2 separate regions of the Homo sapiens genome follow, and region 2 is linked to region 1. A link is an interaction called in ENCODE POLR2A ChIA-PET data of the cell type or tissue named here. Cell type or tissue: GM12878. All regions are shown on one strand.

What was found. Peaks named below come from ENCODE experiments on the same cell type or tissue, not always from the same donor. Only the 100,000 strongest peaks of a DNase experiment are listed, where the experiment ranks them.
Region 2: POLR2A ChIA-PET joins it to region 1 with 5 read pairs; 3 of 35 experiments call an interaction of 5 or more read pairs at or near these places.

What each region holds. Positions count from the first base shown.
Region 1 is chr22:40,916,895-40,920,894 of GRCh38, forward strand. All of the region lies in intron 7 of XPNPEP3 (X-prolyl aminopeptidase 3), which reads left to right. It also overlaps the pseudogene RNU6-379P. Among named protein-coding and RNA genes, the nearest start is that of RBX1, 32 kb to the right of the region's middle. In GM12878, no CTCF peak of the experiment used is centred here; no DNase peak of the experiment used is centred here.
Region 2 is chr22:40,517,593-40,521,592 of GRCh38, forward strand. All of the region lies in intron 3 of MRTFA (myocardin related transcription factor A), which reads right to left. Among named protein-coding and RNA genes, the nearest start is that of MRTFA-AS1, 2.2 kb to the right of the region's middle. In GM12878, no CTCF peak of the experiment used is centred here; a DNase peak (open chromatin) is centred at 2,184; H3K4me3 peaks cover 703 bases; H3K27ac peaks cover 1,312 bases.

The sequences.
Region 1 (4,000 bases):
GGCAGCATAGTGAAACCTGGTCTTTACAAAAAAATTAGCCAGGCGTGGTGGCACATGCCTGTAGTCCCAGCTACTCAAGAGGCTGAGGTGGGAGAATTGCTTGAGCCCAGGAGACAGAGGTTGCAGTGAGCCAAGATTGCACCATTGCAATCCAGCCTGGGTGACAGAGCCAGACCCTGTCGCAAAAAAAAAGAAAAAGAAAAAAACCCCACAATGACCAAGCATAGTGGCATGCACCTATAGTCTCAGCTACTCAGGAGGCTGAGGCAGGAGGATCACTTGAGTCCAAGAGTTCTAAGCTGCAGTCCACTATGTTGATCAGGTGTCTGCAACCAGTTAGAGGTTTTTGCACATTACCTAAGGAGGGCTGAACTGGCCCAGGTCAGAAACAGAGCAGGTCACAACTCTCATACTGATCAGTAATGGGAACAAGCTTGTGAATAGCCAGTACACACCAGCCTGGGCAACAGAGCAAGACCCCATCTGTAAAAAAAGGAAACAATTTAATTAAAATTTTTAAAAAACACAAGGAATAGGGAGTGACTGCTAACAGATACAAGATTTGGGAGGAGATGGTAATGAAAATTTTCTAGAATTAGTAGTGGTGATGATTGTACAACATTGTGAATATACTTAAAACCACTGAATTGTACACTTTTTTAAGTGAAGGAATTTTATGATAAGTGAATTATATATCAATAAAAATGATAAATTCGGTCAGGCATTATGGTTCATCCTGTAATCCCAGCACTTTGGGAGGCCAAGGCGAGCAGATGACTTGAGCCCAGGAGTTCCAGACCAGCCTGGGCAACATGGCAAAACCCAATCTCTACAAAAAAACATTAAAAGTGCTTCCTTCAGCAGCACATATACTAAAATTGGAACAATACAGAAATTAGCATGGCCCCTGTGCAAGGATGACATGCAAATTTGTGAAGCATTCCATATATAATCATGAAAGAAAAAAATAGCTGGATATGGTGTCACAGGCCTGTAGTCCCAGCTACTAGAGAGACTAAAGTGGGAGGATCACCTGAGCCCAGGAAGTTGAGGCTGCAGTGAGCTGTGACTGCACTACTACACTCCAGCCTAGGCAGCAGAGTGAGACTCTGTCTAAAAAAAAAAAAAAAAAAAATCTGTAAATAACAGTACACACAAATAAAAAAAATCACAATTAACTGACTATAAACTGATATGGCTAGCATGGTGGCTCACACTGGTAATCCCAGTGTTTTGGGAGGCTGACGCAGGAGGATCAGTTGAGGCCAGGAGTTCAAAACCAGTCTGGGCAACACAGCAAGACCTCTATATCTACAAAAAATACAAAAAATTGGCCAACTATGGTGGCGCACACCTGTAATCCCAGCTACTTAGGATGCTGAGGTGGCAAAATCACTTGACCCCTGAAATTTTTGGTTACGGTGAACTATGATCACATCACTGTGCTCTAGCCTAGGTAACAGAGCAAGGCCCTGTCTCCAAAATAAAAAAGTTAGGCCAGGTGCAGTGGCTCACGCCTGTAATCCCAGCACTTTGGGAGGCCAAGGCAGGTGGATCACCTGAGGTCAGGAGTTTGAGACCAGCCTAGCCAACATGGTGAAACCCTGTCTCTACTAAAAACACACACACACACACAGAAATCAGCTGGGCATGGTGGTGGGTGCCTGCAGTCCCAGCTACTCAGGTGGCTGAGGTAGGAGAATCACTTGAACCCGGGAGGTGGAGGTCGCAGTGAGCCGAGATCACACCACTGTACTCCAGCCTGGGCAACAGAACGAGACTCCATCTCAAAAAAAAAAGTTAGGACGAGGGATATTTGTTGGTAAGATTGTCATTATTCTGGGACCTATAGAAGGGTATTCTGGGATAGTCTGCCAAGTTTTGGTGGGTTTTTTTTTTGTTGTTGTTGTTGTTTTATCTGACTGGTATTCACCTTATAATAATTTTTTTTTCTTTTTTTTTTTTTGAGACACAGTCTTGCTCTGTCGCCCAGGCTGGAGTGCAGTGGCGCAATCTTGGCTCACTGCAACCTCCGGCTCCCAGGTTCAAGCAGTTCTCCTGCCTCAGCCTCCCAAGTAGCTGGGACTACAGGCAGATGCCACCCCGCCTGGCTAATTTTTGTATTTTTAATACAGCCACTGAATAATTTCTTAAGGTTTATGTTTGATTGATTTGTTTGGCTTTTTATATCTGTGTTTTGTTTTACAATTAAAAATTTTTTAAATTTTTAAATGACAATTTTAAAGCTGAAAAGTACATTAACTGAAACAGGAAATTCACCAGGTAGACTTAACTGTAGATTGGAGACAGCAGAAGTTTGCAAACTTGAAGATAAATAGAAATTATCCAGCTGGAAGAATAGAAGTACATTGTAAAAAGGCCAGGTGCAGTGGCTCACACCTGTAATCCCAGCACTTTGGGAGGCCAAGGCGAGTGGATCACTTGAGGTCATGAGTTCGAGACCAGTCTAACCAACATGGTGAAACCCCGTCCATACTAAAATAACAAAAATTAGCTGGGTGTGGTGGCAGGTGCCTGTAATCTCAGCTACTTGGTTGGCTGAGGCAGAGAGCGATCCTCACATCTCAACCTCCCAAGTAGCTGGGATTATAGGCACGTGCCACCATGCCTGGCTAATATTTTGTTTTTTTGTAGAGACACGGTTTCGCTATGTTGCCCAGGCTGGTCTGCAACTCCTGGGCTCAAACGATTCTCTTGCCTTGGCCTGCCAAAACACTGGAATTACAGGCATGAGCCACTATGCCCAGCCAAATTCTAGGTATTTAAGAGAAATGAAAACATTTCTCAACAAAAAGGGTTGCACAAGGACATTCATAACAGCATTTATTCACAATAGTATAACAACCAAAATGTCCATCAACAGGAGAATGAATATGCAAATTGTGGTCTGTTCATACAATGGAATACCACTCAGTAATAAAAAAGAACATTTTAATTACTGATCGAATGTTTTTTGTTACTGATTGAAGCACCACCATGGATGTACTGCATAGACAACCTTCTACCCTCACTGAGCATAGATTATGTTCAGTGAAGGAAGCCAGACACAAAAGAGTATATATTATATGATTCCATTTATATGATGTTCTAGATTTGGCAAACTAAGGTCAAAATAATCACAATAGCATTTGCCTCGGAAAGTAGGGATATTGATTAGAAATGGACATGTGGGCCAGGCGTGGTGACTCATGCCTGTAATCCTAGGACTTTGGGAGGCCAAGGTAGGTGGATCACCTGAGGTCAGGAGTTCAAGACCAGCCTGGCCAACATGGCAGAAACCCATCTCTACTCAAAATACAAAAATTAGCTGGGCGTGGTGGTGGGCGCCTATAATCCCAGCTACTTGGGAGGCCGAGGCAGGAGAATCGCTTGAACCCGGTGGGGGCAGAGGTTGCAGTGAGCCGAGATCGCACCACTTCACTCCAGCCTGGGTGAAAGAGCGAAACTCCATCTCAAAAAAAGAAAAAAAGAAATGAACATGAGGAGGCTTTCAGGGGAGATGGAAATGGTCTGTATAAGGCTTGAGTCCAAAATCTATAGGGCAGACTTCAGTCCAAACTCAGGCAGGGTTTATATTATAGTCTTGAGGCAGAATTCCTTCTCCAGTATACCAAAGCAGTTGTGGCATTTGTGTTTATGTATTGTGGGTTACCTTTTGGTTTGTGTTTCAGCCAGCTAGGCAACAAACTGTTAGAACTTTTCTGACCCCTTCAGCGGCAACGTTGAATCCAGAGTCTCTGATTAGTGGACCCATATCAGTAAAGTTGCCTGATGCAACTGTGTTCCTTCTACCATTATCCCACACCATAAATATTCATTCCCACCCACATTCCCAGATTTTTGTCTTTCGGAAATTGGAAACCTCATGCAGTTCTTTTTTTGTTTTGTTTTTTTGAGACGGAGTTTCACTCTTGTTGCCCAGGCTGGAGTGCAATGGCGCAATCTCGGCTCACCACAACCTTCGCCTCCCAGTTTCAAG
Region 2 (4,000 bases), 400 kb before region 1:
ACGGTCTGCCACACTGCAATGTTGTGATTTATAATAAATATATATTTGGTCTTTGTCTTCACTCCTGGCACCGAGGTCCTAAAATTGGACCTTGAAATTTCCTAAGAATAACAAAGGTAAAAGGAGTCGTCTTTTGTTATTCATAACAGGTCCCTTTCAACCAAACCTGAGTTTATGTTAATGAGCTGACTTTGGAAAGCCCTTATGGATGAGGGCTGGCTGCCAGGGAAAACAATCATGTGTTAGAGGATTAGAACTTGCAGCCCCACCATACTCTGACTTCTGGGGATGCAAGAGGGGCTGGAGATTGACCTACTCATCAATGGCCAATGATGTCATTAATCATGCCTACATGATGAAGACTCCATAGAAACCAAAAAGGACAGGGTTTGGAGAGCTTCCAGACTGATAAACCCAGATGGTGCTCTGGGGGTCGTATGCCCAGAGAAGGCATGGGAGCATCACATAACCCCCTCATAGCTCACCCTATGCTTCTCTCCCATTTGGCTGTTCCTGAGTTTTATCCTTTATAATAAATTGACAAATTTAAGTAAAGGGCCTTCATAAGTTCTGTGAGTCGTTCTAGCAAATGATCCAACCTGAGGAGAGGCTTGTGGAAACCTCTGATTTGTAGCCAACTCAGACAGAAGTTGTGGATAACCTGAGGACCCACCACTATCGATCGGCATCTGAAGTTCAGGGAAATCTTGTGGGCCTGAGCCCTTAACCTGTGGGGGTCTGCACTAACTCCAGGGAATTAATGTCATAATTGAGTTAAATTGTAGAATATCCAGTTGGTGACCAGATGGTTGGAGAATTGGTTGTTGGTGAGGGAAAAAAAAAAACAAAACCTACACATCTGATGTCATCAGAGGTGGAGTGTTGAAAGGAGTAGTAGAGTACAGAAAAAAACAAAACAGGCCAGGCACGGTGGCTCACGCCTGTAATGCCAGCACTTTGGGAGGCCGAGGTGGGCGGATCACAAAGTCAGAAGATCGAGATCATCCTGGCTAACAAGGTGAAACCCCGTCTCTACTAAAAATACAAAAAAAATTAGCTGGGTGTGGTGGCGGGCACCTGTAGTCCCGGCTTCTCAGGAAGCTGAGGAAGGAGAATGGCGTGAACCCAGGATGCGTAGGTTGCAGTGAGCCAAGATCATGCCACTGCACTCCAGCCTGGGCGACAGAGTGAGACTCTGTCTCCAAAAAAAAAAAAAAAAAAAAAAAAAACCAGTGTCTGTCTTTCCTCTTCATGCACTGTAAACTCTAAGTGTTAGCTATTATCATTTTAAATATATTTATTTTTGCTGGAATTCTTACAAAATCCACTTAGAATTCGATATTCTAGACATATGTCTCTTTTATGTTTTCGTGATTTTTGTTTTGGAGGCTTTTGGTGGTGGTGGTGGTGGTTTTGTTTTTGGGGTTTTTTTTTTTTGAAGCAGGGTCTCACTCTGTTGCCCAAGCCAGAGTGTAGTGGCAGGATCTTGGCTCACCGCAACCTCTGCCTCCCGGTCTCAAGGGATGCTCCTGCATGATCTCTTTTAATAAAGTTAGTCTAATCTGTGCTTAAGGGAAACAATAAAAAAGATGTGTCCACCTGTGAGGCAGAATTTTAAATGGAAAACTACCCCTGAGTTTAGGCTTGGTGGGACCCGAAAAATGAGTGAGGATGGGTACATGGCGTAGAAGGAAATTTGAGGATAAAACTCAGGGCCACCTATAGAGATGGTCCTTCTCACTTAGAGACTACCCTCTAGAACTCTTCTCAAACCTTGGAGGGTTTTGTGTAATATTTCATTTAGTCAGCTCACTTCTTGGAAAGAGATCAGGGTTGAGAGATGAAGGCGATGTTGTTTTAGCGTTACCTACCAGTGCTGCCCTCTCTTCTCATGCTTGCTTACTTCCTTCAGGAGTCATTTTAACTCCAACCTCCTTGTGTCCAAACTGGCTCAAAGCACTCCAAAGTGGAGGTGAAAGGCAATCACGCTGATTTGTTATACCCAATTTGAGACATTTTTCTGTTGTACATAAAAGCAAAAAAGAAATAAAAGCAATAGAATGTTCCATAAACTTAAAAAAAATGTTATAACAATCACACCCACTCATGGGTTCTGAAAAGCACAATAATGGAGTCAGGCTAGTACAAACGCCTAAGAGCAAAGTCTGAGTGAAAGTGATCAATCTAGTTTCACTTTGGAAACTGGATAGAAACTAGCAACGGAAGTCAGACTCTATGAGGTAATTTTTGCAATAGTTGTTGGCCTTATAATTAATAAGAGATAAGATAATTTTAACCTAAAGGTCATTTTAAGCTTACAACAACTAGAGATAATTTTATTATAAGTTTTAAAAACTAACTTTATTGAACTTCAATTCAGACACAATAAACTTCACCTAGTGTACAATTCAAAGCGTTCTGACAATTGCATATGCCTGTATAACCACGACAATAAAGAGATATATTTTCATCCCTAGGGTTTTCTTGTGTCCCTTTGTATTCAATTTCTCCTTCCACTTCCAGCCCCAGGCAATCACTGATCTGCTGTCACTCTAGAGAAACCTGAATTTTTTTCCTCACACAATTTAAAAAATTGAGATACAATTCACATACTATAAAATTCAACCATTCAAAGTGCATAATTCCATAGTTTATCGCAACTAATTCCAGAACATTTTCATTGCCCCAAAAATAAACCCTGTATCCATCAGCAGTCACTCTCCATTTCCTGTTCTGGACATTTCATTTAAATGGAATCACACAATATGTGGCCTTTTATGTCTATGTCCTTTCATTTGGAAAATGTTTTTAAGGTTCATCATTTTTTTTTTTAAGACGAGTCTCGTTCTGTCACCCAGGCTAGAGTGCAAGTGGCTTGATCCCCGTTCACTGCAACCTCCATCTCCCAGGTTCAAGCGACTGTTGTGCCTCAGCCTCCCGAGTAGCTGAGACTATAGGCACATGCCACCAGCCTGGCTAATTTTTCTGTATTTTTAGTAGACATAGGTTTCGCCATGTTGCCCAGGCTGGTCTCAAACTCCTGGGCTCAAGCGATCCACCTGCCTTGGCCTCCCAAAGTACTGGGATTATAGGCATAAGCCACCACACAAGGCCAAGGTTCATTCATTTTATAACATATATCAACAGTGATTTCTTTTTATGAGTGAATAATATTCCATTGTATGGATATACCATATTTTGTTTATTCATCAACTGAAAGACATGTGGGTTGTTTCCACTTTTTAGCTATTTTGAAAAAGCTGCTATGAACATTTGTCTGTGTAAAAATACACAGACAAATGTTTTCAGTTTTCTAGGATATATATCTAGAAGTAGAATTGCTAGGTCACAGGATCTATGTTTAACTTTTTGAAAAGCTGCCAAATTGTAGTTTTTAAACTTTTCATTCTGAGATAATTATAGATTCACATAATAAGAAATAATAAACAGCTCATGTATAAACTTTTCATTCTGAGATAATTATAGATTCACATAATAAATAATACAAAGAGCTCATGTATCCTTTACTCAGTTCCCTCCAATGATAACATCTTGCAAAACTACAGTACAATATTACAACCAGAATACTGGCACTGTTAGTCAACATACACATTTCCATCACCCTGAGGATCCCTCATGTTGACCTTTTATAGCCACATCTACTTTCAGCCCCACACCATCCACAGGCCCTGACAATATGAAGAACCAATCTGTGCTTCATATCTATAATTTTGTCATTTCAAGAATGTTATATAAATAGAATCATACAATAGGTAACATTTTAGGATTGGCTTTTTTCACTCAGAGTAATTCTCAAGAGTCATTCAGGGTGTTTTATTTCTAAAACGTTTAAAGTTTGCCCCTTTTTAAAAGTTGCTGAGCAGTATCCCACAGCCTGAATTAATTAATTAATTAATTAATTATGAGACAGAGTCTCACTCTGTCACCCAGGCTGGAATGCAGGGGTGCAATCTTGGCTCACTGCAACCTCTGCCTCCTG